Linked DNA regions of Homo sapiens: all the other regions are linked to region 1. A link is a contact called in ENCODE Hi-C or POLR2A ChIA-PET data. All regions are on one chromosome and are shown on one strand. The core of a region is the stretch at or near the end of the contact, and the rest is flanking DNA. Distances in the headings are between cores, read along the strand shown.

What was found. A loop is a pair of places that touch in the nucleus more often than their neighbours do. ChIA-PET counts read pairs that join two places held with the same protein, here RNA polymerase II (POLR2A). Pooled maps may share reads with other maps.
Region 2: a map with no recorded cell type shows a loop between it and region 1 (11-fold over the local background). The contact joins the promoter of TMED9 here to the promoter of UIMC1 in region 1. A Hi-C loop is called at or near these places in 2 of 37 single-sample maps with no recorded cell type and 10 of 50 pooled maps. POLR2A ChIA-PET finds 5 or more read pairs at or near these places in 1 of 52 experiments (OCI-LY7).
Region 3: a loop to region 1 is called in a map of B cell, with 9 times the contacts of the local background. The contact joins the promoter of HIGD2A here to the promoter of UIMC1 in region 1. A Hi-C loop is called at or near these places in 5 of 168 maps with a recorded cell type or tissue (B cell, CD8-positive, alpha-beta T cell, ascending aorta and 1 more), 6 of 37 single-sample maps with no recorded cell type and 16 of 50 pooled maps. POLR2A ChIA-PET finds 5 or more read pairs at or near these places in 2 of 52 experiments (BJ and WTC11).
Region 4: a loop to region 1 is called in a pooled map, with 9 times the contacts of the local background. The contact joins the promoter of FAM193B here to the promoter of UIMC1 in region 1. A Hi-C loop is called at or near these places in 6 of 50 pooled maps. POLR2A ChIA-PET finds 5 or more read pairs at or near these places in 2 of 52 experiments (GM10248 and endothelial cell of umbilical vein).

Annotation. Positions count from the first base shown.
Region 1 is chr5:177,002,670-177,009,264 of GRCh38, reverse strand. UIMC1 (ubiquitin interaction motif containing 1) reads left to right here and starts at 2,486. Exons shown (of 15, transcript NM_001199298.2): 1 at 2,486-2,615. RefSeq lists silencers at 2,361-2,460, 2,471-2,860, 3,231-3,280.
Region 2 is chr5:177,586,638-177,593,452 of GRCh38, reverse strand. TMED9 (transmembrane p24 trafficking protein 9) reads right to left here and starts at 1,250. Exons shown (of 5, transcript NM_017510.6): 1 at 1,055-1,250; 2 at 778-878. The coding sequence starts at 1,238. RefSeq lists an enhancer at 1-45.
Region 3 is chr5:176,385,759-176,392,068 of GRCh38, reverse strand. HIGD2A (HIG1 hypoxia inducible domain family member 2A) reads right to left here and starts at 3,318. Exons shown (of 2, transcript NM_138820.4): 1 at 3,096-3,318; 2 at 2,308-2,738. The coding sequence starts at 3,249. The coding sequence ends at 2,572. NOP16 (NOP16 nucleolar protein) reads left to right here and starts at 3,471. Exons shown (of 5, transcript NM_016391.8): 1 at 3,471-3,636; 2 at 3,726-3,834; 3 at 5,160-5,229. The coding sequence starts at 3,530. It also overlaps a transcript of ARL10 not described here. RefSeq lists enhancers at 2,116-2,799, 2,621-2,840, 3,041-3,360, 2,633-3,832, 3,484-4,167.
Region 4 is chr5:177,553,313-177,559,666 of GRCh38, reverse strand. It overlaps FAM193B (family with sequence similarity 193 member B), which reads left to right and starts at 5,104. Exons shown (of 9, transcript NM_001190946.3): 1 at 5,104-5,418. The coding sequence starts at 5,209. It overlaps FAM193B-DT (FAM193B divergent transcript), which reads right to left and starts at 5,039. Exons shown (of 3, transcript XR_941274.3): 1 at 4,738-5,039. RefSeq lists a cis regulatory region at 2,237-2,683, enhancers at 4,846-4,995, 5,016-5,175, 4,902-5,405 and silencers at 5,286-5,495, 5,826-5,935.

The DNA of each region.
Region 1 (6,595 bases), core at 1,237-3,736:
GGCTGAGGCGGAAGGATCACTTGTGCCCAGGAGTTTGAGACCAGCCTGGGCACATAATGAGACTCCGTCTCCACAAAAAAACAACGAAAAAATAGCTAGCCACAGTGGCATGCACCTGTAGTCCCAGCTACTTGGGAAGCTAAGGTGGGAGGATAGCTTGAGCTCAGGAGTTTGAAGCTGCAGTGAGCCCTGATGACACCACTGCACTCCAGTACGGGTGACAGAGTGAGACCTTTAAAAAAAAAAAAACACCAAAAAACCATAAACATAGTTTTCATAGGTCACGAGTTGGGACACAGCTTAGACAGGTCTTTGGCTTAAGGTCTCTCCTAAGATGTGATCAAGCTGTTGCCCTGTGAGTCTTTCCATATGGCTATTTCTCACAGTATAGCATTTGGCCTGAGTGAGCAAATTGAGAACTTGAGATAGTACCCAAGAAGGAAGCCATAGAGTTTTTATCACCCACTCTTGGAAATGACATGCCATCATTTCTGCCTTATTCTATTGTTTAGAAGTGAGTTATTAAGCATAGCCCACACACAAGAAGAGAGATTACACAAGAGTGTGGTTGCCAGCCTGTGGGATCTAGGGCCATCTTACAGGCTGCCTGCCATAGGCTGTCTGTCCTCAGGTTTGCAGAATGGCTGCCACCACCAATGCATCAATAGTCTTCCCTGAAGTAAGATGCCCTAAAAGGATCTTTTTGGCCCTGCACTGAAACCTTTTCTGATCTCCCCACTCCTCAATTCAATTCAATCAACATTTTTTGAGTGTTTGCTTTAGGACAGGCCCATTGCTACTTGTGAGGATTACATGGATCATGTCTTCATAGAGCTCACAAGTCTTATAGAAGAGATATAGACTCATAGAGCAAAGAATTGTAGTATACTGTGGGAGATCGAATGTCCCAGCAGCTGAGGAAGGATGCAGGAGAAATGAACTGAGGTTCAAGGAAGCAGTGGAAGAAATGGTTCAGGTGGGTTTTGGAGGATCAGTTGGAGGTAGGTGGCATGGGGGAGATAGGGCAAAGGCATTCCAGAATGTAAATGTTACAGAAAAGTATTAAGAATAATGTGCCTGTAGTTCCACGTTCGATTACCCTACTGTTAACATTTTCTTACGTTTATTTTTAGGTCTCTCTCTCTCTTTTTTTTTTTTTTGAGACAGAGTCTCACTCTGTCACCCAGGCTGGAGTGCAGTGGTGTGATCTCGGCTCACTGCAACCTCTGCCTCCCAGGTTCAAGCGATTTTCCTGCCTCAGCCTCCCGAATAGCTGGGATTACTGGCATGTACCACCACGCCAAGCTAATTTTTGTATTTTTAGTGGAGATGGGGTTTCACCATGTTGGTCAGGCTAGTCTCTAACTCCTGACCTCAAGTGATCTGCCTACCTTGGCCCCCCAAAGTGCTGGGATTACAGGCGTGATCCACCACGCCTGGCCAGGTCTTTCTTTTTAATAGAAATCATGACAGATCTATCTGAAGTCCTGTTTGCTTCTCCCCACATTTTCCGCTACTCCTTCTTTCACCCCTTTACCATTACCATGGTATCCATCTAGTTCATCTTATATACTTTTACACACATAGATTTTCTGTAAACAGTATATACTGTTCTAATTTACCTATTTTTAAATTTATATAAATCATTTCACAGTGTACATATTTGTTGGCATGTCGCTATTTCAATAACTTAAGTAGTTGTGACCTAGCAAATGTTGACACATATAGGATTCCTTTGTTTTATTTGTTGTAGTATATCACTGTAGGGACATTTGGTGTTTTATTTATGCGAGACTTATTGGACATTTCTGCTGTTCACATTTTCCGCCAGGAAGCTGGCCTCCTTGAACATGTCTTGTGCACACCTGTAGGAGTGTCTGTATTTTTCTTTTCTTTCTTTCCCTTTTTTTTTTTTTTTTTTTTTGAGACGGAGTCTCGCTCTGTTGCCCAGGCTGGAGTGCAGTGGCAGTGACCTGGGCTCACTGCATCCTCCGCCTCCCGGATTCAAGCGATTCTCCTGCCTCAGGCTCCTGAGTAGCTGTTATTACACGCACGCGCCACCACGCCTGGCTAATTTTTGTATTTTAGTACAGAAGGGGTTTCTCTATGTTGACCAGGCTGGTCTCGAACTCCCGACCTCAGGTAATCCGCCCGCCTCTGCCTCCCAAAGCGCTGGGATTACAGGCGTGAGCCATCGCACCCGGCATTTCCGTATTTTTCTAGACGTGAAATTGCTGGGTCATAAAATGGACATTTTAAATTTCATCACACGGAATTGTCCTCAAAAGTGGCCGTTCTATACATTTTGCCCCACAGCTATCTCTGAGTCTGTTGTTACTCCTTGCTTTCCCCCAAAGCGCAAGCAACTGAGACCGCGCAAGGTGCGAGCCGGCTCACGGGCGGTCAGCGCCTCCCGCGCAGTTGGTACGTCCCGGATGGCTCCCCCGCGGCGGGGGTTGGTTAAGTCTCCGCGCGCTGCGCCTGCGCCCGCCCCGAGAGCGTGTCTCTGGCATCGGACGCGCGCGCCCCTCCCCCTCCCCCCGCGCTCCCAACGTGTGGCGGCTCGCGACCCCCGGCAACCCGGAGAAGGTCTACAGAGCGGCCTGCGCCAGCGAGTGAGTACCCGCCGCCTGCGCACAGCTCCGCCCACCCCTCCCTGCCTCCTTTTCTTCCTCAGCGGGTCCGCGGCCCGCTACTCTCCGGGAGGGGCGCTTCCCGACGCCAAGGTAGGCCTCTCCCGACGCCGGGGCGGCCCTTCCTGATGCCGGGGTGTGTCTCTCGCGACGCGGGGGTGGGCTCCGGACGCCGGGGCTGGCCTTGCCGAAGTCGGGGGTGGGTCCCTCCGGACGCCGAAGTGGGCTCGGGATGCGGGGCTGGGACCCTCCCGATTCCGGGGCGGATTCCGGACGCCGGGACCGGCCATTACTGGTGCCGGGTTGGGCTTCTCCAGATGCCGGGGCTGGGTCCTTCCCAAGGTTGAGGTGGGTTCGGGACGCGGGTTGGGTCTCCCCTGACGCCACGCAGGGCCCCTCGGAACGCCAGGTTGGGCTTTGCACCTTCGGTTGCCGGGCGGGTCCCTTTCACACCTGGGGGGCGGCCTGCATCCTCCCGGGCGTCGGGCGAGCGCCGAGCTCCCTCAGCCGTGGTCCGCGCCGCCTCACGCCTCGGGGCGCCAGGCCCGCGCTCCTTCCCGTGCCGGGTTGCTGTTTTGTTGTGTGATCCTCGTTTTCTCTAATTATTTGCCCCGAAAATAACCCCCAGCGCACTCCTTGGAGATCCCTATCGTCCTAGACGATTTCGCCCCCGCAGGGCCGGCGCGTTTCCAGGTGCTTAGGCAGCGCCGCAGGCTTCTCGAGCGCCACAGCCGGCGGGCTGGTGCCCTGCCGCTCAGTTAACGGGGCGCGAGTCCCGGGCAGTAGTGGAGCTGGATTTGAATCCCAGCAGCTGGACTCCAGTGTTCTTTCATTTAATCACTACATCGCACCGAGATATAGAAATGACACCCGGAAAAAGTGAAAAGTTTATGCTTCTGTCTTTATTGTTTTCCTGTCAAGGGAGGCAGTGCCTTGTAGTCGAATGAAAGTGTGTTTTTGGAATCAGATACATTCAGCTTCAACTCTCAGCCCTTTACCAGCTTATCCGCTGTTTGCGTTAAGTTTCCTCATGTGGAACATCGTGATATGAATACCTACGACGCAGAGTTGTTGTGATACTAGATACTAAAGTGTTTGGATTGTATTGTTACACACTTGTCCTAAACTGAGGCTGAATATAAACTGAAAAAATGGAAAATGAAGTATCAGGGATGTATGCGTGTGTAGGTATGCATTTACCTTTTTACAAAAATTACGGAAATAAGTTCATTGTATTTAGTTATTAGAGCGCTTGGTCGACGGGCCTGGTGGCTCACTCCTATACTCCCAGCACTTTGAGAGGCCGAGGCAGAAAAATCACTTGAGTCCAGGAGTATCAAGACCCGCCTGGGCAACATAGGAGACCCTGTCTCTACAAAAAATAAAAAAAATTATTAGAGTGTGGTGGCGCCTGCCTATAGTCTCAGCTACTCAGGTGGCTGAGGCAGGAGGATCCCGTGAGCCCAGGAAGTGGAGGCTGCAGGTGAGCTATGATCGTGCCACTGCCCTTCAGCATGGGCAAGAGAGTGAGACCCTGTCTCTTAAAACCCTCAAAATTAAAAAAAAAAAATTAGCTGGGCGTGGTGGCGCGTGCCTGTGGTTCCCAGCTTCTCGGGAAACTGAGGTAGGAGGATTGCTTGACCTTTGGACCAGGTCGAGGCTGATTGCCCTACTGCACTCCAGCCTGGGTGACAGAGCAAGACCTTGTCTCCAAATAAAGAAAGTGCTAGGTACCTATTTAGGGGTAAAAGTCAATCATTTATAAAGGATTGTTCTTAAGGTCCCTGTGCCCCCAAGCTTTCAAAGCAATTTTGACAAGTTTGGTACCCAGACTGTCAAGATTTTAAATTACCTTGTCAGTGATTTTTCTTCAGATAGATCAAGACGATGGATGTGCTGAAATAAAATGGCAAATAATATCTGAAATTGAGGATTTTCAAGGACACTGCCCAAAATGTTACCTGTGAAATAAATAAGTCTCATTACTGGGGCACCTGTCCTGCTTCTGCATCTTTCTGGAGACATTTTGTTCCTTAATTGTCATTAAGAAGCTGCTGTTGGCATCCAGACTTGATTCCTCCTTCATTGGCAGTTAGTGGTAATTCATTTTAGCTTTAGTTCAATAAGTGAAGATAGACCATTATTTTAGTGAGTTCTTCATCTTTGAAGGGTAGTAACTTAAAAAAAAATAGTAGTTGAACTGTATACAGGCTTGCTTGTTTAAATGAACTGATCAGGGACCTTTCTTATTTACGTTTTTAGAATTACTGTGGAAAACAGTAATTTAATGTGGCTAAATCTCATGAAGCACTGGAAATTTTGGAATTTGTATCTGTGGGGAGCCTGTACTTAATGCTTCTTATTGATCCATCATCTGCTGTGATTCTTTGAAAACCCACCTTGAGCCTGCAGTGGTTCTATGCTGGGTTTTTATTTATTTACATGCCTTTTAGAAATTAGACATATTTTGTGGTATAGCTTTGTTTGCTATCAAATTTGAGCATATTGGTTTAAGTATATGGTACATGTAATCCCAGCACTTTGGGAGGCTGAGGTGGGCAATTGCTTGCACCCAGGAGCTCAAGACCAGCTTGGATAACGTGGTGAAACCCAGTCTCTACAAAAAATACAAAAAATTAGCTGGGCTTGTTGGCACATGTCTGTAGTCCCAGCTGCCCAGGAGGCTCTGGTGGGAGAATTGCCTGATCCTGGGAAGTCGAGGCTGCAGTGAGCTATTATCATGCCACTGCACTCCATCACAGAGTGAGGCCTTGTCTCAGTAACAATACACGTGCACACACGGTACAGGAAACATTTAAATAGGATGGAAACTACTCTGTGTGAGAGGTTTTCCCAGTGCATTACGCTTCTCCAGTCTTCCCCCATACTCATCTCTGCTGCCAAGTACTACTCATGCTATACTCTTAGATTTAAGGATTACCTTAAGTTTTTTGTTTGTTTGTTTGTTTGTTTGTTTTTGAGACAGAGTCTCATTCTGTCGCCCAAGCTGGAGTGCAGTGGCGCAGTCTTGGCTCACTGCAATCTCTGCTTCCCGGGTTCAAGTGATTCTCCTGCCTCAGCCTCCTGAGTAGCTGGGATCACAGGCGCGCACCACCATGCCCGGGTAATTTTTGTATTTTTAGTAGAGACGGGGTTTCACCCTGTTGGTCAGGCTGGTCTTGAACTCCTGTCCTCGTGATCTGCCTGCCTCGGCCTCCCAGAGTGCTGGGATTACAGGCGTGAACCACCGCGCCCGGCCTACCTTAAGTTTTATATCCTCCATACAACTTTTTTCAGCCATATCCTTTTATATTACAATTACTACTCAAAGTATGTTTGAATTCTGTTGTTACACACCTGTCTCAAATTGAGACTGAGTATAAACTGGGATATAAAATATCAAGGGTGTGTGTTTATATGTGTGTGTGTGTGGGTATGCATTTACCTATTTTTTAAAATTATAGAAATAAGCTCATTGTAATTAGTTGATAAAGTGCTTCGTGGCACTTTAATTTTTTTTACCTTTAATTTTATCCTGTGCGTTAAATGCATATATAGCATTTAATAATTTAAATATACACTTTGTGCTCTTTATTCACTCAGCAAATATTTATAGGTGCGTATCCTGTATCAAGCAGCAGTTTTAGTTAGAGGAGATATAAGTCATGGAAATTGGAGTCCAGTTTTCATGTCAGGAGACAAAAGTGCAAGTGCCTACTGTGTTTGGGCAAGTTACTTTTCTGAACCTGTGTTTCCTCATAATGATATATTCTGGTTTCTTAGGATTTATTGAAATATTCACTCATCAAATATTTATTATTATTATTATTATTTTTGAGACAGAGTCTCGTTCTGTCCTGAGCTGGAGTGCAGTGGCACGATCTCCGCTCACTGCAAGCTCCGCCTCCTGGGTTCATGCCATTCTCCTGCCTCAGCCTCTCAAGCTGGGACTACAGGCGCGT
Region 2 (6,815 bases), core at 1-2,500, 590 kb before region 1:
GAGAGTCTGACATTAGGGTGGCAAGTGACTGACTGCTCTTGGGAAGGGCTTTCCTTTATAGCTTATGCCCTTTCAACTTTTTTGGTGTGAGTTGTTTTTTGGGGGGTTCTTTTTTGTTTTTGTTTTTGAGACAGAGTCTCACTCTGTCGTCCTGGCTGGAGTGCAGTGATGCTATCTCAGCTCACTGCAGCCTCAGCTTCCCAGGTTCAAGCAATTATCGTGCCTTAGCCTCCCAAGTATCTGGTATTAGAGGTGTGCGCCACCACACCCGGCTCATTTTTTTTTTTTTTTTTTTTTGTATTTTTACTAGAGACGGGGTTTGCCAGACGGAGGTTGCCCAGGCCGGTCCTGAACTCCCGGCCTCAAGTGATCCACCCGCCTCGGCATCCCAAAGTGCTGGGATTACAGGCAAGAGCCACCACACCCCGCCATGAGTTTTTTAACGAAAAGTGACAGAAGGTGAGAGCTGAAGGGTTTTGCCGTTCGTTTTAATATCCTTACTTGGGAAGATTAAAAGCTGCTCATTTTGTGGGGAAAGTATCATGTTCTGTGAAATCTTAAAGTCTAGATGACTTTAAGAGTTGACAAAACTCTTTGATTTTTATCACCACAATTAATCCGCCCATTTCACAGACCGGGCGGGGTCTGCAAGTCAGCAGGATATTCCCACAACATCAACTGTCTCTCCCACTTTAGCAGATGCAGGAACTAGAAGAGGAAGTACCGGAGCCCGCCTAGCTGAGAGGCTGGCGGAGAGGAGGGGGGCGGTTGGCTCACCTTGTCCTCTGGGTCCTTCACCTCCACAAACATGCCAAGCCCCGGGGTGGCCGGCTGGTACTCCTCCCGCTGCTTGTCATACAGCTGCGTCCGGTAGTTTCCTTGAGGGAAGCAGGGCGAGCCCAGGTCAGAGGAGCGCGAGGTGGCATGGGTTCCGCGACCGCCTGGGCACGGCGAGGCCGTCTCCTCCCGGCTCTAGAGAGCTGACTGTCTCGCATCCCCCGCCCCAAGACCACGGTCACGTTCCAAACTCGCCCCTTCCTCCCCGCCCCCGCACCTATGACCATGGTCTCGTCCGGGATCTCCTCAATAAAGCACTTCTTCTCCGTCTCTCCGATGTGAAAGTAGAGCGCGCTTCCGCGCGTCGCCAGCCACAGCACCAGCAGGAGGGTCCGCATCACTCTACCCAGCCCGGTTCCGGGCCGGGGCCGGACGAGCAGCACGCCCAGCTCCACAGCCATCTTGCTCCACCTGCCTGCGCAGCCGCAGCCGGCCGCGCCACGTCGCCCTGCCGCCGCCGCGGTGCCTGCCGGGACCGCGAGTTCCGCCGGGTGGACCACAAATCCCGAGATGTCCCGCGGCCCTGGCGCGGCAGTACCTGATTGGGGCGCGGCTTTTACCTGAGAGAGAGCGGGTGCCCTAGAATAAAAACTTATTTCCGTTGACTCTCTTCATGGCCTGGCAACTGACGATGGTTACCAGCTTTTCATAGATGAAACTGAGGTCGTTTGTTTGAGGTTGCGGAGCGAATTGCGAACAGAGACAGGATTCGAACCTAGGATCCCTGACTTTCCTTGGCACAGCATCTACCAGTCTTGATTTGCTTCTACCTTTAAAAATGAATTTAAAGAGAACGACCAAATAATGCACAAATGTATTATCAAAAAAGATTAAAAGAAATAAAAGGCAAGGTCTCCCATTACCACTTCTTTGTCCTCATACCCTGTCCACTCCTAAATCGGGTGTTACCCTCTCAAGCATTTCTCCGATCACACACACACACAAACACACACACAGCCTCTGCTGCCAGATCCCAACTGCAATGGCTCGTTACTAGCAATTCTACAGAAATAGAAAGGATCATAAGAGAGTACTATGAGCAAATATAAGCCAACAAATTGGATAACGTAGATGAAATGGACAAATTCATAGAAATGCAAAACTGACTCAGAATAGATAATATAATCTGAATAAACCTATAACTAGTGAGGAGATTGAATCAGTAATTTAAAAAAAATCATCCTTACTTAATATAGTTAAGATGTCAATACTATCCAAAGCAATCTACAGATTTAATGCAATTCCTGTCAAAATCCCAATGACATTTTTTGTAGAAACAGAGAAACTCATTCTACAATTCATATACTCTCAAGGGATTTCGATTAGCCAAAACAATCCTGAAAAATAAGAATAAAGCTGAAGAACTCACACTTCCTGATTTCAAAACTTACTTCCAAGCTTCAGTCATCAAGACAGTGTGGTACTGGCATATAGACAGACATATAGACCAATGGAATACAATAGAGAGCCCCAAGATATGCCCTCCCATATATGGTCAAATAATTTTTAACAAGGAGACCAAGCCCATTCAATGCGGGGAGGAGGGACAGTCTTTCTAACAAATGGTGCTGGGAAAACTGGATATCCACATGCAAAAAAGTGAAGGTGGTTCCTTCTCTAACACCATAGATAAAAATTCACCCAAAAAGACCCACAACTTTTAAAATCCCAAAGCATAAAACTCATAGAAAACATATGGCAAAGGGTTTACCACATCGGATTTGGCAACAGACTTCCTGGATATGACACTAAAGGCACAGGCAACAAAAGAAAAAATAGACAAATTGGACTTTATGAAAATTAAAACATTTTGTGCATCAAAAGACTCTGTAGCAGAGTAAAGAGGCAACCCACAGAATGGAAGAAAATATTTGCAAATCATATATCTGACAAAGGATTAATATCCAGAATATGCAGAGACTCCTAAAACTCAGCAACAAAATAAGAACAATCTCATTCAAAAACCACAACAAAGGGCTTGAATAGACATTTCTCCAGTGATCAACAAGTGGCCAGTGAGCACATGAAAAGATACTCAACATCACTAATCATTAGAGAAACACAAATCACAATGAGATAAAGAACAATGAGATACTACGTCATATACCCATTAAGATGGCCACTAGAAAAAAAAAAAGGAAAAGAAAGAAACTACAAGCATTGGCAAGGATGTGGGGAAATTGAACCCTTGTGCACTGTTGGTGGGAATGTAAAATGGTACAGACACTGTGGAAAACCGTATAATGATTCCTCAAAAAAGTGAAAATAGGCTGGGCATGGTGGCTTACGCCTATAATTCCAGCGCTTTGGGAGGCAGAAGCAGGAGGATTGCTTGAGCCCAGGAGTTCGAGACCAGTCGGGGCAACATGACGAAACCCCATCTCTACAAAAAATACAAAAATTAACTGGATCTGGTGGCATGCGCCTGTAGTCCCAGCTACTCAGGAGGCTGAGGCAAGAGGATTGCTTGAGCCTGGGAGGTCAAGGCTACAGTGAGCTGTGATCATGCCACTGCACTCCAGCCTGGGTGACAAAGCAAGACACTGTCTCAAAATAAATAAATAAAAATAGAATTACCATATGATTCAGCAAGTCCATATCTAGAGATATCCTCAAAATAATTAAAAGTAGGGTCTCAAAGAGATATTTGTACACATATGTTCACAGCAGCATTATTCACAAGCAAAAAAAAAAATGGAAGCAACCCAGTTCTTCATCAGTAGATGAATAGATAAGCAAAATATGGTACATCCACACAATGGAAATCCTTTCAGCCTTAGAAAGGATGGGAATTCTGACACATGCTACAACATAGATGAATCTTGAAGAAACATTACGCTAAGTGGACTAAGCCAGACATAAAATGATAAATACTGGGTAATTCCATGTATATGAGGTACTAGAGTCGTCAAAATCACAGAGACAGAAAGCAGAATGGTGGTTGCCAGGGACTGGAGGACAGGGAGAGTGAAGTTATTGTTTAATAGGTATAGAGTTTCAGTTTTCCAAGATAAAAAGAGTTCTGTAGATGGATGGTGGTGAGAGTTCTATGGCAATATAATGTACTTAATCCCACTGAAGTGTACAGTTAAAAACAGTCAACTTTGGCCGGGCACGGTGGCTCACGCTTGTAATCCCAGCACTTTGGGAGACCGAGGCGGGAGGATCACAAGGTCAGGAGATCGAGACCTGCCTCACCAACATGGAGAAACCCTGTTTCTACTAAAAATACAAAATTAGCCTGTGTGGTGGCACATGCCTGTAATCCCAGCTCCTCGGGAGGCTGAGGCAGGAGAATTACTTGAACCTGGGAAGCAGAGGTTTGGTGAGCTGAGAAGGCACCTTTGCATTCTAGCCTGGGCAACAAGAGTGAAACTCCATCTCAAAAAAAAAAACAAAAGTGTGGTAGAATGCTCCAGTGTAATCATCTGGGCCTTGAAATTTCCTTTTGGGGAGTGTTTTAATTATGAATTAAATTTCCTTAATAGCTATAGGGCTATTCAAAGTATCTATTTCATACTAGTAAGTTGTGATAGTGTGTGCTTTTTGAGTAATTGATCTATTTTGCCTAAATTGTTACATTTATGTATGTAGAGGTTCAGTCAGGATGGTGGGGAAAATTATACAATAAAACACAAAACTTGGAAGGCCAAAAGGTTTTTGCTTAGCTTCAGATAGTTTGGCTGAAAGCGGCCTAATCCTCTTTGAGCCATAGCAAGGGTAAGTAACATAGGAATGTAGAGGAGTCTATCTAAATAGCTTGTTTACTCATGTGGTTCTAAAAGTAACCTTTAATCATTCGCGGGCAGGATGGCGCTCTGGGGGAGGCAGGGGAAGGCGACCAGGTTGATTACCCTCTAATGGTGTTTACTTGAGACTTTTGCTGTGTTTAATGTGTGCTAAGTAAATGACGAGAAGGCCAGCGAGTAGGAGGCGGGGAGTCGGGGCCACGTTGCAAATGTACAGCACTCTCCTGGGAGTCTGTAGGGGGCCTGGACAATCGGCCTGACTGACAAGCAGAATATCTGTGTCAGTGTACATTATTCATCTGTCGTTGAGTTGAGGTCTGCAGCACACACCCCCACATATGTATGTAAAGTTGTCCGTGGAATTATTCTCTTATGATCCTTCTGATGTGGGCAGGGTCTGTACTGATGTCACCCGTTTCATTACTGATACTGGTGATTTATGTCTTCTTTTTTCTGTATCAGTCTTGTAAGAGGTTTGTCAATTTTATCAGTCTTTTCAAAGAATCAGCTTTTTGTGTCATTGATTTTCTCTGTTGCTTTTCTGTTTTTAATTTCATTGGTTTCTGCTTGTTATTTTTTCCTCTTCTGCTTGCTTTGGATTTAGTTTGTTCTTCTTATTCTAGTGACTTGAAGTAGAAGTTTGTGGGGTTTTTTTGTTGTTTTGTTTTGTTTTGATTTTTGAGACAAGGTCTCACTCTGTCACCCAGGATGGAGTACAGTAGCAACATCTCGGCTCATCGCAGCCTCCACCTCCCAGGTTCAAGCGATTCTCCTGCCTCACCCTCCCAAGTAGCTGGGATTACAGGCATGTGTCACCATGCTCTGCTAATTTTTGTATTTTTAGTAGAGATGGGGTTTCACCATGTTGCCCAGGCTGGTCTCGAACCCCTGACCTCAGGTGATCTGCCCTCTTCAGCCTCCCAAAGTGCTGAGATTATAGGCATGAGCCACTGCACCCGGCCAGAAGTAGTTTAGATTATTGATTTGAGACTCCTCTTTTAGTTAGGATTTTGGTTGTACCTAGCCAGAGGAATGGAGAAAAGTATGTCTATATCATCTTCTCAGAAGCAGAAGTCCTAAACTATCAGGTATGTTTTAAAGAACAAAATTATTACAAATAAAATTAAATCCTTATTCCCTCCATCCCTTTCCAGATGCAGCTACTTTAATAACTTTGATTTATATCTATTCCACTAATAAGATATTTTAAAAATAGGCCGGGTGTGGTGGCTCACACCTGTAATCCCAGCACTTTGGAAGGCTGAAGCAGGAGAGCTGCTTGAGCTCAGGAGTTCACGACCAGACTGGGCAACATGGTGAAATCCTGTCTCTACAAAAAAATACAAAAATTAGCCGGGTGTTGTGGCTCGCACCTGTAGTCCCAACTACTTAGCCAGGCGTGGTGGCACATTCCTGTAGTCCCAGCTACTTAGGAGGCTGAAGTGGGAGGATTGCTTGAGCCCAGGAGGTCAAGGCTGCAGTGAGCTGTGATTGTGCCACTGTACTCTAGCCTGGGTGACAGTGAGACCTGTCTCAATAAATAAATAAATAAAAATTAAAAGAAAGAAATTATGGACCAGGTGCAGTGGCTCACGCCTGTAATCCCCACACTTTGGGAGGCCAAGGTAGATGGATCACCTGAAGTCAGGAGTTCGAGACCAGCCTGGCCAACATGGTAAAGCCCCGTTTCTACTAAAAATACAAAAATTAGCCAGGCATGATAGCACACACCTGTAATCCCAGCTACTCGGGAGCCTGAGGCAGGAGAATCACTTGAACCCGGGAGGCGGAGGTTGCAGTGAGCTGAGATCATGCCACTGCACTCCAGCCTTGGCGACAGAGTGACACTCTGTCTCAAAAAAATAAAATAAATTATGGCACACTTCTATAATTAAATATTATATCGCCATGAAAAAAGAATGGCCATCTGGTTATCAGTAAGAAATTGGTAACTATGCCTGCTTATATAAAAGAGGAACAGGGGTTTGGGGAGCTATTGTGGGAGAGGAAGCTGCTTTGTAAATGTTTTACTGAAGCATAAAAAAAAGACAGAAAAGTGCATAAGCTAAATGTTTACCTCTCAGTGAATTTTCATAAATTGAACACAATTTGTGAAAATACCAACACCAGATGCCATAAATGTGTATAGTTGCTGTCTCTGCATCTATTTTTGGGTCTGGCATAAGTTGTCTGAAGCCCAGCCATACCCTTTCACCTTTGGCCTAGTTA
Region 3 (6,310 bases), core at 2,069-4,568, 620 kb after region 1:
CACTGCCCTGTGTATTTCGCTTCCTCCTTCAACTGGGCTCATCTTGGATTTTGGATAAACAACCAGTGATCACACCTTCTTCCCCTTCAGCAGAGTTTGCAAACAGGACGTTCATGACCTGCATGATGTTTAAAAAGATTTGAGTAATTGCCAGTAAATATTAGCTTCCTAGGGCTTCTGTAAGAAGGTACATGAACTAGCTGGCTTAGAACAGAAATTTATTGTCTCATAGTTCTTGAGGCCAGAAATCTGAAATCAAGCTGTGGCAGAGCCATGCTCCCTCTGAAGGAGCTGGGGAAGGGTCTGTTCCACCTGCTTCTGGCTTCTGGTAGCCTCAGGCATCCCTTAGCTGGCAGACGCATCACCCCAATCCTGCCCCCATCAGGTGGCTGTTTGCACATTGCCTTCTAGGTATGTCTGTCTTTGTGGCCAAATCTTCGTTTTCTGTTTTTTTTCTCAAACAGGGTCTCGCTTTATCACTGAGGCTGGAGTGCAGTGGTGCAATCTCAGCTCACTGCAGCCTCAACTTCCTTGGGTCAGGCAATCCTTCCACCTCAGCCTCTCAGGTAGCTGGGACTACAGGCACGTGCCACCACATTTGGCTAATCTTTGTATTTTTAGTAGAGACGGGGCTTTGCCATGTCACCCAGGCTGGGCAAACTCCTGGGCTCAAGCAATTTATCCACTTTGGCCTCCCAAAGTGCTGGGATTACAGGGATGAACCATAGCACCCAGCCTAAGGTCAAATTCTAAGGCACTAGAAGGACTTCAACATTTTTGGAGGGGGACACCATGACACCAACACTTACAAACAGTGGTCATCACTCCATGTCCTTGTCTTGTATCTGGATGCCAAGGGTCACCACAGTGCACTGCTCTACATCTATCATCTCTGCCTCAAAGCTGAGAGAACATGGTGGAGGCAAGCAACTTAGCTGGCCCTAGTACAGCCCTCCACTGAGATCTAGACTGTTGGGGGGTTCAAGAAGGGGTGTGTCTTCACTCCCTTTTTCCTTCTGCCAGCTTGAAGCTGGTGTTGAAAACAGTACAATCACTCGGGAAGAGCGCAGGTCCTCAAATCCAACATTTGAGGAGCGCTGACCACAGACCAGGAATACTTGTTTGAAACTACATGAAGGAGGAACTAACAGGTCACCTCTCTTCTAGAGTGTGCTCAGGTCCTCAGCCTCCTCTTCCAGAACCCTCAAACACTATGTACACAAATCTCTGGAGAGCTTCGGGACTGTGTTCTTCCCACTGTACCAGACTGCTTCTCTGAGCCTGTTTCCTCTTCTATACTGTGTCAAGAACCAGATGGTCTAGGCTGGGCGTGGTGGCTCACGTCTGTAATCCCAGCACTTTGGGAGGCCGAGGTTGGGGGATTACCTGAGGTCAGGAGTTCAAGACCAGCCTGGCCAACATGGTGAAACCATGTTGTTTTAGTATTCTACTAAAAATACGAAATACAAAAATTAGCCGGGCGTGGTGGCACACACCTGTAATCCCAGCTACTCGGGAGGCTGAGGCAGGAAAATTGCTTGAGCCCGGGAGGCGGAGGTTGCAGTGAGCCGAGATTCTGCCACTGCACTCCAGCCTGGCTGACACAGTGAGACTCGTCTCAAAAAAAGAACTAGATGGTCTAGATCAGTGGAGCCCCATAGACTCTAGGGAGGTGGGAGCAGGGTGAGGAGGTTATGCGGAGTGGAGGGCAGAACCCTCTGCCTCTGACCCGACTATGGGAGGCCTCATCTGAAGGAAGGTTGTCCTACTGAAAGTCTGAAAAACTGCTGGCTAGACCAGTATTTTTCAAATGGCATTACTCTAGGCCCACTGAACTAGAATCTCAAGGAGTGACCTTGAGATTCTTTTTTTTTTTTTTTTTTTTTGAGATGGAGTTTTGCTCTTGTTGCCCAGGCTGAAGTGCAATGGCGCGATCTCAGCTCACCACAACCTCCGCCTCCCGGGTTCAAGTGATTCTCCTGCCTCAGCCTCGCGAGTAGCTGGGATTACAGGCACGCAACACCACGCCCAGCTAATTTTGTATTTTTAGTAGAGATGGGGTTTCTCCATGTTGGTCAGGCTGGTCTTGAACTCTTGACCTCAGGTGATCCGCTCGCTTCGGCCTCCCAGAGTGCTGGGATTACAGGTGTGAGCCACTGCGCCTGGCCAAATCTCTGCTTTCAAAGTGCCCTGGGTGGCTGTTACTAGGAAAGTTCGGGAATCACTAGACTACACGATTTCTAAGCACCACTCCAAAGTCCGTTTCCTCCAAAATCAAAGACCAAAAACCATGGGGATGATACTGAATTAAATACAAGTGGATTTTTAGAGTTTATTAAGCAGGGGAGTGGAGGGGAGATGTGGCACAAATAGAAGTATGTAACATTCAAACAACAGCATCTAGGATTTTTGAAAAAACTTTCGGTTACAGTTACACAAAGGGTCACTTCCTCCCCAGCGACACATGGGCCTCTCAAAGGAGAGGAGGGAGTAAGTCCCACGGTAGGGCCAGTGGTTGCTCCCTGGGTTTTGGAATCATTTCTGCGGAGCTTTCAAGGCCAGACCCTGGGCTTAGGGTCGAGACTTCATAGCAGTGACAGCCAGACCCAGCAAGATGGCTGCGACCGTGAAACCCTGGGCGGCGATCCGGGTGCGCATCATGAGCTGAGAGCGCTGGCTGTTGCCCCGGTGGAAGGAGTAGAGGCCGTAGGTGAGGGCGGCCGCCGTGGCCAGGCAACCTGAGGAGGGGACAAAGCAACTGGGAAACAGCAGGTCGGGCCCCGCAGGTCATTCCCCGCTTTGGGTCTCGCTTCCCCAAAGCCAAGATCTCTGGATCACAGCGGAGGGAGGGCGGCGAGGGTAGGTCGAGTCGAGGTCTTCCTAGTTACAGAGTCCTCCCAATCTTAGGCCCCAAATCCCGCCCCCTAAACCCGCTGCTCCCGCTCCAATCAGTTTCGCCCCTCACCGCCCCGCCCCCTCGTCTCTTCTCTAGTCCGCTCTCCTTCCGCTCCCCGCTAGCGCTCTGGTCCTTCTCTACTTCCTTCCCTCCGACATCACTGTCCTCTCCTTGTGCAGTTCCTACCGCACCCACTTACCTATGGGTACCACCGGGTTCTCGCGGGTCTTGCGAACGAACTTTTCCTTGAAACTCTCTGGATTCCTGTAAACAGTGGGGCTCAGCCCCTCAATGACTGGAGGCTTCGATGGTTCAAAGGGGACCTCCGGAATCACAGGGCCGGGAGTCGCCATGTCCGGGCCACAGCAGCAGGAGAAAATCGGGACTCCGACCTCAGCCTCCCGGTGAAGGTCATGAAAGGGGCGGGGAAACGAATAAATTGAGCCTTGTACGCAGGCGCAAATGCTCGTTGCATCCTGGGAGTCGTAGTGCTCAGCACGGTAGTGCTACAAAAGGACTACATTTCCCCAAATGCCCGCAAAGCCTTGTGCACGCCTTCCGGAAGGAGTTTGTTACACGAGGTCTGAGAGACAGAGGCAGCGTGTTTGAGCTGCTGGTGCGGTGGTCAGCGCGATGCCCAAGGCCAAGGGCAAAACCCGGAGGCAGAAGTTTGGTTACAGTGTCAACCGAAAGCGTCTGAACCGGAATGCTCGACGGAAGGCAGCGCCGCGGATCGAATGGTGAGGGGGCTGGGGTTCCGGGTGGCCGTGGGCCTCGGCCGGGACGGTCCGCGAGATGACGGATCCGCGATGTCTCTCTTTGCCGGTAGCTCCCACATCCGACATGCCTGGGACCACGCTAAATCGGTACGGCAGAACCTGGCCGAGATGGGGTTGGCTGTGGACCCCAACAGGGCGGTGCCCCTCCGTAAGAGAAAGGTACTGACATGGCAGGGTCTCGGTCCTTGTCTTCTTTACTCTTCCCCCGCCATACTGACCTAGGTGTCAGAACGTGGTACTGCCCATTCCTTCCCTCAGGCCCTTCCGAGTTTTCGACCTCCCCACAGTCAGAACGCTCAACTGACGTTGAGCAAGGGTCTCTTTACGACCTTCGTCACACTCCCTCCCCAGCACACATTCCCCATACCCCCTCTACTCAGTCTTTTTTCTCTGAAATTAACCCATTAGCATCTCAACGGTATTTTCCTTAATTTATCTTTTTCTACCCTTAACTTTCCTAATTAGTACTCCCTAAGAGTTGGAGATCTTTACTTACACCTTTTCTTTGTTATTCAATCATCCTTGGTCTGAGGCTTCCCTAGGCTTCCCTGACTGCAGTCTCCTTCCCGGGTTCAAGCTATATCCCACCTCAGCGTCCCAAATAGCTGGGATTATAAGCGTGTGCCACCATACCCGGCTGATTTTTGTGGTTTTAGTAGAGGCAGGGTTTCGCTATGTTGGCCAGGCTGGGCCTCAAGTGATCCGCCTGGCCCCCTGGAGGCTTCAACAACTATTAAAAGAATCCAGGTTCCCAAAAGAAAAGCAAGCAATTCATCTTTCTCTGCCTGCCTATCTATAAAATGGGTATAACACTCCTTGCCTTAGGGACTATCTAACTGTGTGGCTGTAGCCTCACATTTATTCAAGAAATGGTAGTGCCATTTTCCTCTGGCATGAAAGAATAAAAAGAAACTTGCCTAAGGCAATGGAACAAATTCATTCGCGAAGCCCATTCATTAGGTTAACTACTTATTGAGAACATGTCACATCCTAAGCACCCTGGGGATTTAATAGAGAACAAAACACAAAGTCCTTGTCACCAAGATTGTGTTGGGGGTAAAAGGCACAGACGGATTACTTGAGGCCAGGAGTTTGAGACCGGCCTGGCCAACATGGCAAAACCCCATCTCTACTAAAAACACAAAATTTAGCTGGGCATGGTGGCGCATGATTGTAATCCCAGCTACTTGAGAGGCTGAGGCAGGAGATCACTTGAACCCGGGGGGAGGTTGCAGTCAACCAAGATTGTGCCACTGCATTTGAACCTGGGCAACAGAATGAGACTCTGTCTCAAAAAGAAAAAGAAAAAAAAAAAGAGAGAGAGAGAGAAAAAGCCTCCAGGGCATTAGTTCTCATTGTTACCTACTTCTACCTAACCGTGGGCAGGGATTCTTATGGGTTAGTAGTTGTGTTGGGATAAGCAGGAGTCTATAACTTTCCCTCATCAAAGATCCTTCTGGTCTCAAGGGCTCTGTTCTCTGCAGGTGAAGGCCATGGAGGTGGACATAGAGGAGAGGCCTAAAGAGCTTGTACGGAAGCCCTATGTGCTGAATGGTGGGTGTGGTCCATATATTCCTTTAGGTCACTGTCCTGCACTGTGGGAAGCTGGGAAGGGCCCTAAGATGTCCTCATTTTGCAGATGGAGAAACCAAGTTTCAGAGGGGAGAAGTGAGCTGGTTCAAAGTTCACAGAGTTAGGACTGTGTCCTGGCTGGCTCATTTTTCATTGTACTGACTAAACCCTGACCTTACTGTGTGAACTAAGGTCAGAGATGTTTAGGGAGGATGTACCCAGGTGCCTGGGAGAATAGAAGAGAAACCAGTAAATCTCTGGCATGGGTATGGCTTCTCATGAATTTAAGGATGAACTGATTTTTAGGGATTCCACCATCTCAATAAATGTTCCAATGACAAAATCGATTTTATGTATATTAAGGCTATAGAGAGTGAACGCTAAAACGGAGGAGAGTAAACCCTACAGGAAAGTGGGAATACTCTAGAATTCTTCATTCATCCTTCCCCTTACCTGTCAGGGAGTTTAAGCAGCTCCCCTAAAGATAAAGGATTTGAATGGCCAGACATTTGATACAGAATTCCTTGAGTTCCTGTCTTTTATCTCAGTGGTTCTCATAAGAATTACTGCACAGGATTGTATATACCAAGCCATAGGCACTTACTGTAGTCAAAGAGGAACATTTTTAAAAATTTTAAAATGTGGTTAAAAAACACATAAAAGTTACCATCCTAACCATTTTTAAGTGCACTGTTCAGTAAAGGATATTGACTTTGTTGTGCAACAGGTCCCTAAAACCTTTTCATTTTGCAAAACTGAAACTATACCCATTAAACAACTCCCCATCTTCCTCTACCTCCAGCCCCTGGCAACCGTGTCAAAGATAATTTTGACTATATACAATATGAGGACCTAACCTCTGGATATGATTCGACTACTTCATTTCTCTGAGGTAGCTCTTTCTCTCTCTTTCTAGATGAGAAATGGAGTAGGATTTGCCTGTCTATTTTAAAAGTGAAGCCATTAGTTGGCTCCACATCCTGGCTTTTTCTCTCCCATGGAGCACTAGTAAGGTGCTGGGGCCCAGCCTCAGGCCCCAGACCCGGCAGCTCTAGATCTCATG
Region 4 (6,354 bases), core at 3,855-6,354, 550 kb before region 1:
GTCATCACCACTCCCTAATCTCAAGTACCCAGGGACACAAACGCTGCGGAAGGCCGCAGGGTCCTCTGCCTAGGAAAAGCAGAGACGCTTGTTCACATGTTTATCTGCTGACCTTCCCTCCACTATTGTCCTATGACCCTGCCAAATCCCCCTCTGTGAGAAACACCCAAGAATGATCAATAAAAAAAAAAAAAAAAGAAAGAAAGAAAGAATAAAGAATTTCAAGGAAGCGACAGCAGAGCACTGAGCCAGGCACACAGCCCTTCTGGGCGTGGAGCCCTATGTGGTGGCACAGGTTATGTATCTATGAAGCCAATCCTGCTCTCACATGTTAACATGTACAAAATACATGTTTAAACAGTTGTATGTGATACAATTTCACTATATTGTGCATTGTATACTTGTTTTAAATATATTTTATTTTCATTTTTTTAAGGGATTTTTATTTTTTTAAGGCGTCTCGCTTTGTCACTCAGGCTAGAGTGCAGTAGCATCTTTTTACCTCACTGGAGCCTCGAACTCTTGGGCTCAAGGGATCCTCATGCCTCAGCCTCCCTAGTAGCTAGGACTACAGATGAGTGCCATCACGCCCAGCTAAATTTTTAATTTTTTGTAGAGATGGAGGGTCTCACTATGTTGATTGGGCTGGTCTCAAACTCCTGGCCTCAAGTGATCCTTCTAGCTTGGCTTCCCAAAGTGCTGAGAGTACAGGCGTGAGCCACTGCACCCAGACTTTATTTATTTCTTACAGATACAGGGTCTTGCTTTATCACCCAGACTGGACTGCAGTGGCAGTGATCACAGCTCACTACAGCTTTGAATTCCTGGGCTCAAGCAAGCCTCCCAGCTCAGCCTCCTAAGTAGCTGGGACTACAGGCACATACCACCATGCCAGCTTTTTTTTCCTTTCTTTCTTTTTTGGAGAGACAGGGTCTTGCTTTGTTGCCCAGGCTAGTCTCAAACTCCTGGCTTTAAGTGGTCCTCCCACAGTGTTGGAGGTACAGGCATGAGCCACTGCGCCCAGCCTGTACTGGGCTTTAAATATATTTTCTTCCAGTTCTCAGAGCAGCATAATAAGCTAATTTAATGCATGAGAAATGTTTGTCATGACTGCTCATCAGCACTGAATGGATACAAAATGTGATACTTCCATACAATGGAATACTACTCTGCAGTATAAAGGAATGAGCTATCTAAACACGCTACAATATGGATGAATCAAAATAATTATGCTGCAGGAAAGATGCCTGGCAAAGCAGAATACATACTGTATGAAAATGCAAAATATTCTGTAGAAACAGAAGGCAGATCAGTGCTGCCTGGGGAGAGAGGAAGAAGTAGGAGGGAAGGATTATCCTCTGGGGGAACCATACAGTGGAATTCTCCCCAATGGCGCGTGAGTAAAAGTGATGTATATTCATTTCTGGGTACAGCTCATAGAAATGTCCCATGCAACCCTCACTTTTTTGCCTTTCCCATCCTCTGGATGAATGAAGAGGACTTTGAGAGCCGAGGTGAAGACAGAGCCACAAGATCCAAGGAGACTGGATCCCTGAGTGACTGCAAAGTCCCCTTCAACAGGCATTGGCCTGCGACACGAGGTAGACGAGATCTAAGGTGTTAAAACTCTTGCTATGTGAGGTTGGTTTGTTACAGCAGCTAACCAGCCCTAATACATAGTCCAAAGTAATCATCCTGCTAGAAGAGAGTCAGGTGTGCCCCTCAGAGTAAGGTTCCACACGGACCTCTGGCTGGTTCCTGCAAATTGGACTCAGCACTGAGAGTAGATAGGTCAGCCAGCCTCAGGGAGGAGACAGTCCAAATTGCTGAGCCAGTTTTCTCATGCAGCCATTGAATAAGTTCTTAAATAGCTGGGAAGAGACAGTCTGACAGCCACAGAAGGGGCCATACTGCCCATCGGACTTTTAAGAGGTTCTTTTGATGAACGTTCATCTGGGACACAAATAGCCTTATGTTCTGAAGCCATTCTGGACAATCTTTCCACATCTGTCATCCTCAGAACTTCCTGTCACTAAGCCTGCAGTCTTTTTTTCCCTCAAGTCCCTCAACAACAGAGTAAATCATGATCCAATGGCCAGGAATTGATGTGTCTTTATTTCAGGGTCTTTGCGTGGATTTCCCTTTTCTGTGCCCTTGGGCCCTGTCTGAGGAAGACTAGAACACTCTAGCAATTTGCTTCTGGCTGGAGCCAGCACACCATGCAGAGCCATCTGCAAACTGGACTTTGGATTTTTCTTCCTTAGTCAACTCATCATTAAACCGTTCATGAAACCACTGATCCAGGTTGAAGGATGGAATGGAGAAGAGGGTGGCAGCAGAGGAATGTAAGTAACTTGCTCTGGCAACCTACTTGTGCTTTAGGACTTGCATGGACCCAACCCACACATGTCACTTCCTCTCGATGACAGGGTGTTGCTGAGCACCCCTGATTTTATGGCTGAGTAGATCAGATAACACTCAGTTCAGGTCACGTGGTCACCTAGTAGGCCAGGATCAGGCATCCAATTTCACCAGACCCCTGAAGCAAGCCAGGAGCTATTTCTAAAATGGAATATAACTATTTGCTGAAGGAAAGCATAAGTTTGCTCCAAAATCCAATGCTTGAGTATTAAGACCAAAGCCAGAACTATTTACTCTGCAGCCTGGTCCACTAAGAAAAGTTTCTCTTTTTGTATGATCCTGCCTTAAAGTTGGCAGCTTTCAAGTGACCCAGTAACTGGTCAAAATAACGTACCTAAGTACAGGCCGGGCGCGGTGGCTCATGCCTGTAATCCCAACACTTTGGGAGGCTGAGGCCGGAGGTTCAGGAGGTCAGGAGTTCGAGACAAGCCTGACCAACATGGTGAAACCCTGTCTCTACTAAAAATACAAAAATTAGCTGAGCATGGTGGTGCGCGCCTGTAACCCCAGCTACTCCGGAGGCCAGCAGGAGAATCACTCAAACCCGGGAGGCAGAGGTTGCAGTGAGCAGAGATCCCGCTACTGCACTCCAGCCTGGGTGGCAGAGATTCCATCTCAAAATAATAATAATAATAATAATAATAATAATAATAATAATAATAATAATAATGTATCGAAATACATCTATGTTACCTACCAAGTCTAAAGAAGCCCCAGCCCAAGTATTGCACCTCTTCCCTAGTAGGGAGTGTGATCTACAGCAGCTTTCCCTTCACTTTGTACGAAATATCTCAACATATCCCAGACTCCTAGATGGCTTACTGCGAGGCCCCTATATATTTGTGAGATTTATTATCCATCCTCTGGCACACACATCATGCCTTACCAAATCATCCAGGATATCTGCTATTCCCTTTTCTTAAGGTCCATCAAGATGATGTCATCAGTGCCTCAGCAGATTAGCCTGATATCCATTAGAATGGAGATTTAGTAAAAAAAATCCCTGTAAACTGGCAGGGTGCAGTGGCTCCGCCTGTAATCCTAGCACTTTGGGAGGCCGAGGCAGGTGCATCACCTGAGGTCAAGAATTCGAGACCAGCCTGGGCAATACGGGGAAACCCCGTCTCTACTAAAAATACAAAAAAATTAGGGGGCGTGGTAGCATGTGCCTCTAATCCCAGCTAATCTGGAGGCTGAGGCACGAGAATCCCTTGAACCCAGGAGGCGGAGGTTGCAGTGAGCTGAAATTGCGCCACTGCACTCCAGCCTGGGAGATAGAGTGAGACTCTGTCATTAAAAAAAAAAAAAAAAAAAATCCCTGTAAACTAAGTGGCTGGGTCCAGAGTGTGACATACCCTGAAGCAAGACAGTGAGGGTTTACCGCTGCCCCTGCCAGATCAATGCAAGGGATTCCTGGTGTTTGGTACAGAAGAATAACCATTGACCAGACCTCTTGTTGCCTATTAGAGACCAACAACTGTGCTGATCTGTCCCAAGAAGGACCGCATCTGGAAGAATGCCTGCAGTTGGGGTTCTTACCAGAATAAGTAAGTTTATCATAATGCTCTGTTGTTCTTCAAGGCCGTCTCTCTTCTGTTCTGGGCAAACTGAAGAGGTAATGGTGATGTGATGGGACTCACCCTGCGTCTTTCAAATCTTTGATAGTGGCATTAATCCCTGGGTGAGATAAGGTACTATTTTTGATTTATTTTCTTGGTAGTTAAGGAGAGCTCCAGGGCCTTCCATGTAGCTCTTCCTTTCAAAATAGCCCTTGCCCCATGGGTTAGGAAGCCAGTGTCAGGATTCCGCCCCTGTTGATACCAATAGCAACTCTGCATATAACCACAATTTCAGAGTACATAGCCCAGGCATGAGACAGACTTCACTCAAAACTTTTTTTTTTTAATCTGTGCCATGTACATGTATTATACAGTATATTCACAAAAAGAGGGGGGAAATTCCATTTTTAACAATTAAATACATAATTATTAAGTTTTAAAAATTCTCCTTTGTGTACCACTCCAAAATCCTCTCCTGCACATACTATTTTTTTGGAAACACCTAGTCGTCTCATCGTTATCACACCGGTTGTAACTATGTACCTACGTGTCTACCTTCCCCATCAGACTCGGGAACAAGGAGTCGGGTTTGAGTCCCACTGTCCCAAGCACAGAACGCTGGACTCCCAGTAGACCATATGTTGCAAATAAAGACCTTCGTCCCTTTCAACTCAGGCCGTCCACGAGCCCAGGAGTTCCAACAAAATGATGTACAGCAACCTTTTCCAGGCCTTTATGTTGCCTCAATATTTCTCACCTGCAAAATGGGAATGATCCGTACCTGCCTCGCTGTGCTGTCGGAAGGAGTCAGACGATGGGTGTGAAAGTATTGTAACACTATAGAAATTAATTCACTCATCCATTTAACAGGCAATTATTAAGTGCTAGGGTGGTGCAGCGCGATTACCACCGCATTACACGCGTTCCTCCAGCAGGTTGCATCCTTCCCGTCCCGCGTAGGGGGGGAAGGGCGTCTCCCCACCAAGTTTTTCTCCCAGCGAACTCCGGGTGGTGACCTTATTCAAAATGGCGCAGGCGGCCTCGGGGGCTAGTGCGGCGGCGCGGACTCCGCGTGCCCTCTGACCTGTTGGCAGCAGGCGGAGGGGGGGAACCGGGCGCCGCCATATTGGCTGTTGTCCTGTGAGGGGAGCGGTAGCGGCGGCGGCGGCGGCGGCGGCGGCGGCGGCGGCGGCGGCGTGTGGAGCGAGGGAGCGGCGCGAGCGGCGGCATGACGCGGAGGCGGAGCAGGCCGAGCGGCGGTGCGGGCAGGCGCGAGCGGGCTCGGGCCGCGGGGCCGCAGAAGCCCCAGGCGCCCGAGCCCCCGCCGCCGCCAAGCCTGGAGGCGGGAGCGGGTGCAGGCCCTCCGGAGGCGCCGGCGGAGCCCGACCACGACGGCCCCAGGGAGGATGACGAACCCAACCTGGTGCCCGGCCCGCAGGTAGGAGCGAGCGGGGAGACTTCGGCGGCTCGGGCGCTTTCACCTTCCCCGAGCGGGAGCGGGAGTGGGGCGGGGTTGGGGATGGGCCATCCTGCCGCGGCTGGGGTAGCAGCCTTCCCCCGGGTCCGGCGCCGAAGCTTTCTCCCCCGGGGCGGGAATGGAGGCTGGACCCCTCTCCCCAAAGCCGAGGCTCGGTCCGCGCTCCTGCGACTAGGCTGAAGCTGCTCCCCTCTCCCCGCCGCCTCCGGGCGTTCCGGCCGTACACCCACACTGGGACTGGGACTGGGACTGGGCTGTGATCCCGAGGCCGCAGCTCCGCTCTCGGCCCGCCACCTCCCCCGGGCCCACCTGCTCCCTCAGCCACAGGCCATCTCGGGGCTCTGGGACTGGACGACTGCAGCCTCTTCCCTCTGCCCCCGGGAACGGCTCCACTCCGTCCCCTGCAGCGCCTGCAGCCGCGGCCCCCTCAGCAGCTGTGTCTCCTGGCGCCTCCTCGCCATACCCAGCAGAGCAGTTGGAGCAGACAGCCAGGCTGCCCGGAGGAGTTTTTGGTGGGGTTTCTGCACTGAGGTGGAAACCCAGCAGAACCTGCCCTTCTTCCCTCCCCTGCTCCGCAAGGCAGCCCACCCCGACCTTGAGATCCCAGGTTTGGAGAATCCTGCTGAGAGCGAACAGTAGGAGGATTCCCCAAAGCTTCCAGCTTGCCACCTGGAAGAAGGTCACTTTCTTTTGAGCAAAGGAGATAACGGGAGGTACCCTGCCAAAGTTCACTGAGAGGCGGGGGTGACATGGGCCACGGTTGCTCTGGGAGGGTTGTGGCACTCGGGGCTGGGTGGCTCTCCCTAAGCTTGCTCTGACAAAAGAGTTTTGAGTTGGTCTTTTGGCTGAGCCTGCCCAGGAAGGCAGGCTCCTGCAGGAGTCTTGGAGGGTCGGATG